2 separate regions of the Mus musculus genome follow, and region 1 is linked to region 2. The links are chromatin loops, found by intact Hi-C in ENCODE. Cell type or tissue: heart. All regions are shown on one strand. Each heading gives the region's core, and the rest is flanking DNA. Links, peaks and the distances in the headings are about the cores only.

Region 1 (5,368 bases), core at 234-5,233, 280 kb before region 2:
GAGACAGAGACACAGAGACAGAGAGAGACAGAGAGAAAGAAAGGCACACAGAGACATAGAGCAACAGAGACAGACAGATACACACATACAGAGTCAGAAACAGAGAGATACAGACACAGAGAGGAGAGAGACAGAGACAGAGAGACAGAGAGAAAAAGAGGCACACAGAGACACAGAGCAACACAGATGCACACACACACAGATAGAGTCAGAAACACAGAGAAATACAGACACATACACACAGAGAGAAGTGGAGGGAGGGAGGGGGGAGGAGGGGAGAGACTAGGCCGGGCTTGAGCATTTGGAAGCTCAAAGCCCACCCCTAGTGACAAGCTTTCTCCAACAGGGCCACACCTATATAGGGGCACTCCCCGACCTCCCAAAGGCTAGTAGCCCTATCAGAATGCAAAAATGCACTCAGGTGCCACAGTCTAGAACAGAGTCGATACTGTTTAAAAGTCCAAAGTCTCTTCTGAGTCTCATGACAATCTCTTAACTGTAATCTCCTATAAAGGCAAAGCTAGAGCAGATTAAGTACAGTACACAGAATACACATTACGACTCCCAAGGGGAGGGAAGAGGGCACAGTGAGGAGACCCTGGACCAAAACAAGACGGAAAGCAGCTGGGTAAACTCTAAACTCTGCATCTCCATGTCTAATGTCAAAGCGCTCGCTCTTCAGATCTCCAAACCCTTTCAGCTTTGTTGACTGCAACACACTTCTCTGGCTTGGGCTGGTTCCACTCCCTGTTAGCAGCTCTCCTTGGCAGGTATCCACAACTCTGGCATCTCCAACATCTTGGCGTCTCCAAGGTATCCAGGCTTCACCATCATAGCTTTACGCAGAGGCTTCTCTGGGTCTCCATGCAGGGACATCCCTGGTACACATCTGAACTCAGTGGCTCAGTCTCGGAGGGAGAGTCCAGAACCATGTGGCTGAAGCTGCCAAGTTCTGCTGCTTGCTGGGACTGGAACATGGCCTCCTTGTTCAAATATATTTCCATCAGCTTCCTGATTTGGGTGGTTTCCTTCACTCACTGAGCTTGGCTGTCCTGGAACACTCTCTCCAGACCCCCCTGCCCCCTCCCAAGTGCTGGGATTAAAGGTGTGTGCCACAACACCTGGCCCTAAATTTTTTTAAAATTTCTTTTCCCAAGCTGGAAGCTTAAGCTGGGTGGAGTCTTTCCCTGGCGTCACCGCTCCCTTTATTACATTTGCATCAGCTTTTCTTTAATCTGTTTATCTCCTTGAACACTTAGTTTCATCGCACTCCCTGGTGCCCCCCCCCCCTCCTCAAGTTTGCTATAGTTATGAATCGTAATGTAAGTGCCTAGTTTCCAGTGGTCTTAGGCGACCCCTGTGAAGGGGTCCTTTGACCTCCAAGGGCGCGGGGGGGGGGGGGGTTGAGAATGGCTGTTTTAATTCTTCAAGACTCAGATTCGAGATATACACCTAATATACCTCCTATATACTTATAGCAGGCATTGACAATAAAATACAATGTCTATCAAATACATCACAGCTCCAAGCCGAGGGATATTCAGGAAAGAGTAGCTGCCATGAGTGATACACAGGGGGAATTTACAAAGTTTCCAGAATCTTCTGAGCCTGATAGCATTCCCCTCTGAAGTCCTCTTGGTCCTAGACACAACAGTGTCATTACCAGTCACAGGAGCATATCCCAGCAGGCCTTAGAAGATGATGCAGTTCCTACCCGTACCTGAACAGCACATAGGCTGAGAGACACCAGCTCTCTAGTGTCTGCTTCCAAGGAGTGATGTTCTCCAGACAGACTCCACAGTCCAGCATTGCTGACCCCACAAAGCCCTCAGATCTTCCCTCAAAGTCCAGCTTGCTAGCAGGAGGAAGGGACAGCTTAGCAGCCTCCCTGTACCTGTGCCCCACGCTACTGGTTCCTGCAGCTCTACCTGGCAGTGCCAGAGGGGATGGGTAGGATGGGCTCTGCATGGGGCTTGGGAAGGCTCAAACTGAACCGCATGGCTCCCCTCTCTGCATATGGGAGCTCCTAAACCCCAGATCCACACAGGCAGTCTTGAAAGAGGCCGTTCAGTGAGGTGGCTGGCCTTGGTCTTAGTTTCCTCGTCTGTACTATTAACAGGGTGAGCTGGCACCTCCTGCTGACAGCCAGTGGTTCTACCTTCACCTCGCCTTCCTTCGCTACAATTCACCTACTAGCCAGCAGAGGGAGCTCGCACATCTCTGCAAATAACCAAGGTTCTATGCGTTAGGGCTTGCCTGGGGTCTAAAGTACCTTAAAGGACCAGCGCTGTGTAGGTGTGTGACAAGTTTAAATACAGAGCCTAGCTAGGCCACAGGTCACATATTCTGTAAATAGTAGCTGTGCCTGTCAGCATTTTGTAGACGAGGACACAGGCTCTGAGAGTTCAAAGGGGCCCACCTTTGCTATCTGTGAGCACCCTATCTGAGAGAGTGCTGTAGGGAGTCAGAAAGAGAAGAGCAGTGCTCGCCCTAAGGTGCTTTCGAGCCCAGATGGCCACATTTAGTAAAAACTGATGGGCCAGCACAATCTGCTTTGAGTCCCCAAGGCCATGACTCTGCCAGAAGCTGGGCTCCACTCAGGGTGTCACAGCTGCCCATTCAAGCCCTAGGATTGTCAGCCTCAAGAGTGACAAACCCCAGAGACCTGCAGGGCTCTGGATCCAAGCACACCCTAAGAGACGTGTTCCACGGCTGTTATCTTCCATCAGGCCTTGTCTGGGAATCCTGCACAGGGCTCATGGAGCAGGGCTTTCAATGGCCTGGGTTCTGGGTTCTTTTCTGAGGCCTATAACAGCAGGCTATGAAGGAACAGCCACAAGCCACGCTTATCATACCTATTCTTTTTTTTTTTTTTCTTTATGGAAAATTTATTGCAACTCTCCAACATGGAATTATTTTTTCTTTTCAACATCTTGCTCTGCAGCTCCCTTCGCCCTTTTTGCTCGGATGCCAAAGAGTCGGGCATTGGGTACGGGCCATTCGGAGACTGGCAAAAGCCTTAAAGTTCTTCTCTTCTTCTGTGATAACTCTGGCCTTTTCCTTTTTGTACACATTCCGGATGGGCATCACGGGTCCTGTCAGCTTAAGTTCTTCAGCAGAACTGTCTCCCTTCTTCGGAGCAGAAGGCTTCCTGGGGAACAGGATGAGCTTGGAGCGGTACTCCTTCAGGCGCTGCACGTTGGCCTGCAGTGACTCCGTGGACGTGTTTCGCCTCCTCGGGTCTACAGAGATGCTGATGGTGCGAGCCATTTTCTTGTGGATGCCAGCCACCCTGAGCTCCTCCAGGCTGAAGCCCCTGCCAGCCCGGACCTTGGTGTGGTATCTCACTGTAGGGCACCTCACGATGGGCCTGATGGGGCCAGACGCGGGGCGAGGGGCGATGCGACGCGCTTTCGTCTGCCGGGCCTTGCGCCTGCGGATCTTGCGCACCCGCTGGTTGAACCAAGTGTCCACTCGCTGCTGCCAATCCTTGTGGAAGTGGGGTTTCAGGATCATGCCATTCTGGCTGGGCGCCATGGCTGCCTCCTATACAGGAGAACGGCCGAGGGCCCCTGCAAGGCGGTCTGCAGGCGCCACTTAGATACAGAAGCCACTAAGAATCAAGTTGGGCAGCCAGGGCTCCTTGCTCTACCACCGTTGAATTTCAGAACATAATATCACAGAGCAAGCAACCATATGTCTGTGGTGCCAGAATACCCCAGGAGACGCATCCAGGAGACTGAGTGGTCAGAGCACTTTTCAGAGCTCAGCTCATAACTCGGCTCTGGTTAATTCTGAGGAAAAGTTTGAGGTGAGACACTACATTCTCATCCAAACCCCTGGGGAGTGGTAAAATCTAGACCCAAAATTCCTTGCTCATACGGGAGGCAGACTCTTCATGAGGGGGAGCTGCAGTTTGCCTCTTTACCCAGGCCTCCCAGGGAGGACGACGGTGAGGACTGCTCCAGGGCATTGCAGCCTGCCTGTTTGCTGGGTTGCTGAGGGAGCTGGGGAGAGATCGCCTGGAGGAGAGGCTCAGAGGGTGAGGGGATCTGCTCCACAGAGCGGGAGCAGCAGGCAGAACTTCTGAGGTCACCTTTGGGGAGGATTTGTGAAGTCCCTTTCTTCTGCTCCAGAGCGTGACCTACATCAGCCCTTTCAACCACAATGAACCTCAAACTCGAAGAATTGAAGCCAGTCAGGGTAGGGTTGGGGTGGGGTGGGGTGGGAGTGGGGAGGCTCCAACTGAGCGCAGCTCTAGAGCGCCAGTTTCTTTTAATGAGGGCTTCAGCAGCAGCTGGGGCTGCAGAGCACATATTGTTCTGCATAAAAATGAGATCGGAACTGTGAAGGAACCAAAGAACCTGGGAAACCTAGGCTTCTCTGTGGAGACTGCACACACACACACACACACACACACACACACACACACACACACACACACACACAATTGATTTGTTTTGTGTGGGGTGGGATGGGAGGAAAGCATTTTCTAAAAATACCTTTGGAAAAGGGTGAAAATACAGAAAAGAATAAACCAAACCCCCCTCTCACAGATCTTGGGGTAATCTTGTTACCTCTCCCAGGGACTCGTCCCCAAGCAGGCCCATTGCTTAGGGTCTCAGTGTGCTCCAGCTGTTCACTGGATGGGACTGGGACAAGTCTGTACCTCCTCTGTTTGTTCATTTGTAAACTGAGACGAAACTCTCTGAATCTATTTCAAAGGGCTGATGCGGAGCATTGAGATGGGCCCATGTCTTAGAACAGACACTGAATAAAACTCACATTCATGTGGCCTTTTTTTTTTTTCTATTTAGATTTTCAAAACTGAGTGCTAGCCCTTTTATGGAAATCCCCTTTTCACCTCATGGACATTTTCCCACCCAGGGATCACCAAGAACATTTTCTTCCCGGAAGTGGCCTTTAACCAACCTCCTCTGCTAGGCCTCCTGAGATGTCTGCCTTGAATCACAGTCCAAGGTCCAGGCTTCTGAGGACAACTAAGCTCCAAGGCCCTCAGGGTGAGGGAGTCCAGGGAATGCTGAACTCAAGCATCCCCTATGCAGGCGAGAGCTGGCACAAGGAGCCCTGAGAAGCAGGAGAGGCCCCCTTGGGAGTTGTTTGTTGGGACAAGGAGGGGAGGCCCAGACATGCCGCCCCATGATCCACATGGTGAGAGTGAGTTCTCAACGATGGCTTCTGACTTGAGGGTTTAGAGACTTAGGGACCTGGAGTGGACTAGGAACTGGGGTGCCTCCGAGATCCTGACCCTATTTCCTGGCCCTAAACAGTGGCTCCCAAGAACTTATTTCTGAACCTAACTCTATTTACCCATTCTCCAGAAAGGACATACAGTCAGGAGCAAGGA
Region 2 (5,368 bases), core at 55-5,054:
TCAAGTATCAAACTCACACAAACCCTAGACAGGCCCCACCAGACACCATACACTATCCTCCTCAACACGTTCCAGCCCAGTGTGAACCCTCCCTAATTTCGGTCCCTCCCTTTAAGAGCCGTGCCCGGATTCCCAGCACAGTCTCGGGGCTCCAAACTCCCCAACTCTACTAAGTACCATCCCAGCCGGGTTACACCCTCTCCAACCTGAAATCCCCACGCCTTCCGGGGCCTCAGTCGCCAAGCCCAGTACCCGCCCCATTGCTGGGCATCCCCTCCTTGTCCCTTTGGGGTCCTCTCTGCCGGCCTTGGCCAGACCCCGATCAGCTCCGGCTGCTCCCGGGGCCGGGCTCTCCGGCTCCAGCGCTCCAGCTCCGCCCCCAGCCCCTCACCGAGCAGCAGCAGCTTCACTTCTTTGGCCGCTTTCTCCCCGTCCTCCCGCAAGTTGCGGTCGATCATCTTGCTCCGCTCCACCGCCGCCTTGTCCTCGGCGCTCAACGTGCAGCCCATGGCGGCGGCGGGAGAGGGGACCGGGCCCGGGCTCACTCACACACACCGCGGGAATCGCCACACACCGGCGGAGACGGGTCTTCTGCTGGGCGGTGGCCTTCTCCGTCAGCTCCCCTAGCTCCCGGAAGAACCGGATGTGTGCTGTTTACGACACTTCCGGCGACGCCCAGCGGCCGTTACTACTTAGAGCGCTGTGCCAGTGGGAGGCGGAGGTGGTACGGAGAGCGGAAGTTCCCTGGTACCTGACTGTCCCCGTGGAGTGATGGCGAGCCTTCGCTCCGCACCTCCCAGCCTTAATACCCTTTTACTTCTCCGGCTCCTGGACTTGGATTCCAAGTGTAGAAAAAGCGGGACTTCCAGCACGTGGTGTGCTCTGGAGGTTTGGCGGTGAGGATCAGATTCTCAAATGAGAGCTCACAGTCCTCTGGGAATTGCTGTTGGGAAAAGCCTCCCTCTCCAGAAAACAAACAAACAAAAAAACCTTTTTTCCTTTTCATCTGTGATTTGGAGCCCAGGTCTCTGTCCAGAGCCGCGTGTTGGGCACTTCAGCCAAAGTTCCCTCCGTCTGATCCTTGAGCTGCCCAGCCTGGATGTTCACCCATTCCTCTGGCTACACCCATTATGCCAAGTATATATTAGTCCTTCTGCTACAACGTATGGATTTCTGTGAGCTGTACATATGCCTGGCACTCCTATGTTGGCAAAGGATCACTCGACCGCATCAAGTAATAGAGAGTGAAAAATAGGTAGTAAGTATTAGAATATGAAACTAGGTGTAATTCATTTATAATATTTCCACGCTTCCCTTTCTTCCAGGTAAACCTGAGGACTTAGTTCCATACCCAGAAATAAACGAGCTAATCTCTAATCTAACAAGAGTTCCTCTGTGATAGCCACAGAAAGGGGGAAGTTTGGTAAAAGTTGTCTTTCTACTATCTCCTGAATATTGGCTCTGTGAAGAATATCCTAAAGTCCCTACTAAATAGACCCACAATGACTCAACACCCGTTTTAAGAAGGGGCATTTTTTTACAGCCATTGAAACATTTCCCTGGAATTTAAAACATTTCTCTAGTAGGAGGTAACTTAAGCTACAAATTCCCAAGAGAAAGGTCTATAGTGAAAATTAATTAATTAGAACCATCTAATTAGATTAACCTCGTCCACGTCACCCATAATGCTTGTCAATTCCAAGTCTGGAAAGTCTCCCACTCATTTCCAAAAGAAACTGCTTTTCCTTTCTGATCACTTCTAGGGGGGAAAGGGTCAAGAGGAAAGGGGGAAACACAACATTATTGAGTACCTTTTTGCCAGGTAGGCACTTCCATGTCTCATCTCTTAATCCTCACAACAACCCTGTGAGGTAGGTAATATTAATCCCCATTGTCGCCAATGAGAAAATGGGCTCAGAGGAATTCAGTCGCTTTCCCACGTCCACACAGTAAGTACATCTGTCTAGTTTCAACTTCACGCCCTCTTTCTACCAGACCTCTCTAGAAGGTATAGCTGGGAGACCCCTGACAACAGAGCATCTAAGGTTTTTGGATGGCAGTCACCTCGATACCAAGATGTTGGCAAAACTGGCAGGATGGATCATCTCACCCTGTTGCTTCCTCGGCTTGTAAGGGAGATTGTGTCCAGGAACCGCCTCCAGGAGGTAAGGATTGGATATTGAACTTTACCAGTCCGTCTCAGTGACTAGAAAATTCCTGGACAGTGGCCATAGCAAAAGTTGTGGAGAAAGTTCTCTTCACAATACTAGGAAAGTTTTACTTCCTTTATGATCTGTTCCTACAGCCAGGGAAAACATGGCAGCTTGCTAGTTAATGGCAATAAGATCTCAGTGTCGGCTTATTTCAATATGACTTAGAAATATCCTTGCTCTTAAAACTTCCTTTTAATGTGAAGCAAGGGTTGAAGGGCAAAGTTAAAAAAGGAAAACTTAACAAAATGGCTGCCAAGCAATATTTAACTCTCTCTCTCTCTCTCTCTCTCTCTCTCTCTCTCTCTCTCTCTCACATCCCTCTCTCACCCTACATGTCTACGTTTCCTGTCTGCTGGGCTCACACTGCCACCTACTGGCAGTCTCTGGGTCCTACTAGCTGATTGGTGGAGTAATAGTATGTGAAAGTTTTCCCTATGATGTACTAGGAAGGAGACCTCTCAGCATGAGCTTTATCTCAAAAGAAAGGGAAGGGCTCTAAAGTTGGAAGGACTCCCATTTGCCGTGTGTTACTTTCTAAAGGATTTCCTCAGTGTAATAGGCTCCAGACTAGAAGAACACCAATGATAGGAAGACAGAAACCTGTAAATGTACCTAAGCCAAAGAGGGAAAAAGCTGTTTGCCCAGTTTTATTTAGTAGATTATTTTCTTCCCTAGAGAGTTTTGCTTACACTCCCCACACTTTCCGCATCTGCATGGAGTCTCTTATGCATCAACTTCAATATATTCTCAAAAGTCAGAACCATAGATATAATTTTTCCTTACTGTATAACTTTATCAGACCTAAATGCTCTACAAAAATACAAATATCTGGTCGAGTTAGCCTGTGAAGTCCTTGAAGGCAGAGGTGGCACATCATATGTGTATGCCCCGGGGGATGTTGGTGTTCAGCTATTCATGCATTGAATAGAACCGAAGGAGTCAGTGTTGATATTAATATAACTTTTTATCATAAAATTTATTGGTTGTTCAAAGGGGAAACTACTCCACCCCAACCCACTTTCCCCCTTTCATGTTGAGTGAGCCAGAAATTTGTTCAGCTATAGCCCACATCCCCCTCTGGTTCTACCTTGACCCTTTAGTATTCAGTTGAGGGAAATGGAATGAACAGGACCCAGAGGGGAAACCTGTCCAGCTTGCAATTAATCCCTTTCCGCTGAAAATACCATTGCTGATACTAACCAACACAGCCCCTATAGTCTTAATCAATAAGCAGCAAGGCCCAATTCTCTGCTCTCTCTCCAACCTAGGGCTGCAGGTAGGAGACAGATTTAAGTCTTTGTCACAGAAGCTAATTTTGAGAGCAATGATGGGGAACAGGGAGACATTTCATGGACAATGGAAACCCCACCCTTCCCTTGCCCGACCTGAGTCTCTTGTACCCGAATGTCCAGGGGGCTGGAAGTGGGTCACTGCCATGAGGAGATAGATCGGGGAGGCCAGTCCTGGAAAGAAAAGATTGGCAGTATTATTGATCAGAGTAATTTACCTGGCCTTTCTGTATCCAGCCACGTTACCAATTCAAAGGCTAACACCCACCCTCAGCTCTCTGACCCCCGAGTCATTCCTAGTTACTCAAAAGACAAGGAGGGAAAGGGCATCCTGCCTCCTGCTCATCTCTGCTGAGGTCAGGACCCACACTTGATTTCATATGTGCAGGAAAGAGAATAGGAGAGAGTTGCAGAGTTGTTCTGTCTTCTCCTCCACTACCCTGATTGCAATTTTTCCTTGCTGCTGGCCAAATCCAATTCACCCCTACAGGTCTTCTCACTCTAGACATTAACTTTAGGAAGGGATCTGTTAACTCATGAAACACTTGCCGAGATGGCAAATGAGAAGATGTGGGCCGCTTTCTTACCTTGTCTCAGAGTAAGCATTAGTCTGGACTACTACTCTGGAAAGAGGTCAACCTCAACAGTCCCCAGATTAACTGTTCCTAGCCTGCTGCTCCACCGCCTACCCTTAGGAAGTTTCCCTGTCTCCCGAGGCCTGAAGAGTACACTGGAAGAAAGGCTTTCCCTCACCTTTGTCACCCTTTTCTCTCATCAACGTCTCACCATACCCAGGTTCCCTCCCCCAATAGTCAAAGATCCCAGCCAAGTCCAAGGCTTTTTGCCACATGTCCATCCTGTCGATTCTGGGCCTGACCCAGGAAACACCAAGCAAAAGCTAAGTCCAGAGACCCTAGCCCAGACCCCAGCCAGCCGCAAAAGCAGTCCTTGAAATCATAAACCAGTCCCAAGCTTTATTTCCCTCCTGGTGTCCGTCATGACTCCAGCCTTGGTGAGGGGGCGGGACGGAGGTAGCTGTCGGACATGATGATGTCGCTGGTGAGTTGCTGCTCCAGGAACTCTGAGGTCTCCTCAGCAATCTGGCCTGGGATTCGAAAGTCAACAACAGGGGGTGGCTCCCGCTTAGGACTGGGTAGGGGCCGAGAAACCCAGTTCTCAGAGGTCCCCTGGAGGAACTGCAGGAAATTCTCCTCAATGGAGCCCTCACGACTAGGCAGCCTCAGCTCCTCCTCTGGAGCTGCCTTGAAGAAGCAGACAAACTGTTTGCTAAGCTCGCCCCGGATCTGACGGTTGAGACATCCGTAGAAAAAGGGGTTGGAAGTGAAGCAAAAGTAGCCAATCCAGGTTACCACGTTCTCCACCTGTCCTGCTGAAATGGGCTGTGCGCTCAGGGCAACATAGAGATGGAAAGAGAAGTAGGGCAACCAACAAAGCAAGAACTGTCCCCCTACAGCCAGGAGGACCACTGCTGCCTTCCCACCCCCAAACGTCCGGTGTGGGGTGGTCTGGTGAGCCCCGGAGCTGGTAACCATAGTAGAGCGGCTACTGAGAGACTCAGAGCGTTGCCGGGGCGTCTCCATCCACGTGGGCAGCGGCCCGTGTTGCATGGCAGCCACGCGAGCCACTCGAAACATGCTGCAGTAGACCACAAAGATCAGGATCAAGGGCAGCAAGAAGTACAGAACAGCAAAGACCACCACAAAAAGCTGGCAGTAGGCACTATGGCTCCATTGGAGAGAACAGCCGGGGTTAACACTGGGAGCTCCTTCCTCCCAGTAGACCCTTCCCAACACTGGCACAGAAGCCATGGCTAGGGCCTTTACCCACACGCCCACCAGCACGGAG

What was found. A loop is a pair of places that touch in the nucleus more often than their neighbours do. Peaks named below come from ENCODE experiments on the same cell type or tissue, not always from the same donor. Only the 100,000 strongest peaks of a DNase experiment are listed, where the experiment ranks them.
Region 1: it touches region 2 in a loop (10-fold over the local background); 16 of 42 quality-filtered maps call a loop at or near these places.

The regions. Positions count from the first base shown.
Region 1 is chr3:107,865,107-107,870,474 of GRCm38, forward strand. It overlaps the pseudogene Gm5075. Among named protein-coding and RNA genes, the nearest start is that of Eps8l3, 9.4 kb to the right of the region's middle. In heart, for the core only: no CTCF peak of the experiment used is centred there; DNase peaks (open chromatin) are centred at 2,165, 3,267 and 4,985; H3K27ac peaks cover 303 bases; H3K27me3 peaks cover 848 bases.
Region 2 is chr3:108,145,497-108,150,864 of GRCm38, forward strand. Gnai3 (guanine nucleotide binding protein (G protein), alpha inhibiting 3) reads right to left here and starts at 656. Exons shown (of 9, transcript NM_010306.3): 1 at 392-656. The coding sequence starts at 509. It overlaps Gpr61 (G protein-coupled receptor 61), which reads right to left. Exons shown (of 3, transcript NM_001305461.1): 2 at 4,256-5,368; 3 at 2,825-3,676. The coding sequence ends at 4,498. In heart, for the core only: CTCF peaks have their summits at 681 and 2,606 (motif pointing left); DNase peaks (open chromatin) are centred at 655 and 2,585; H3K4me3 peaks cover 1,447 bases; H3K27ac peaks cover 2,190 bases.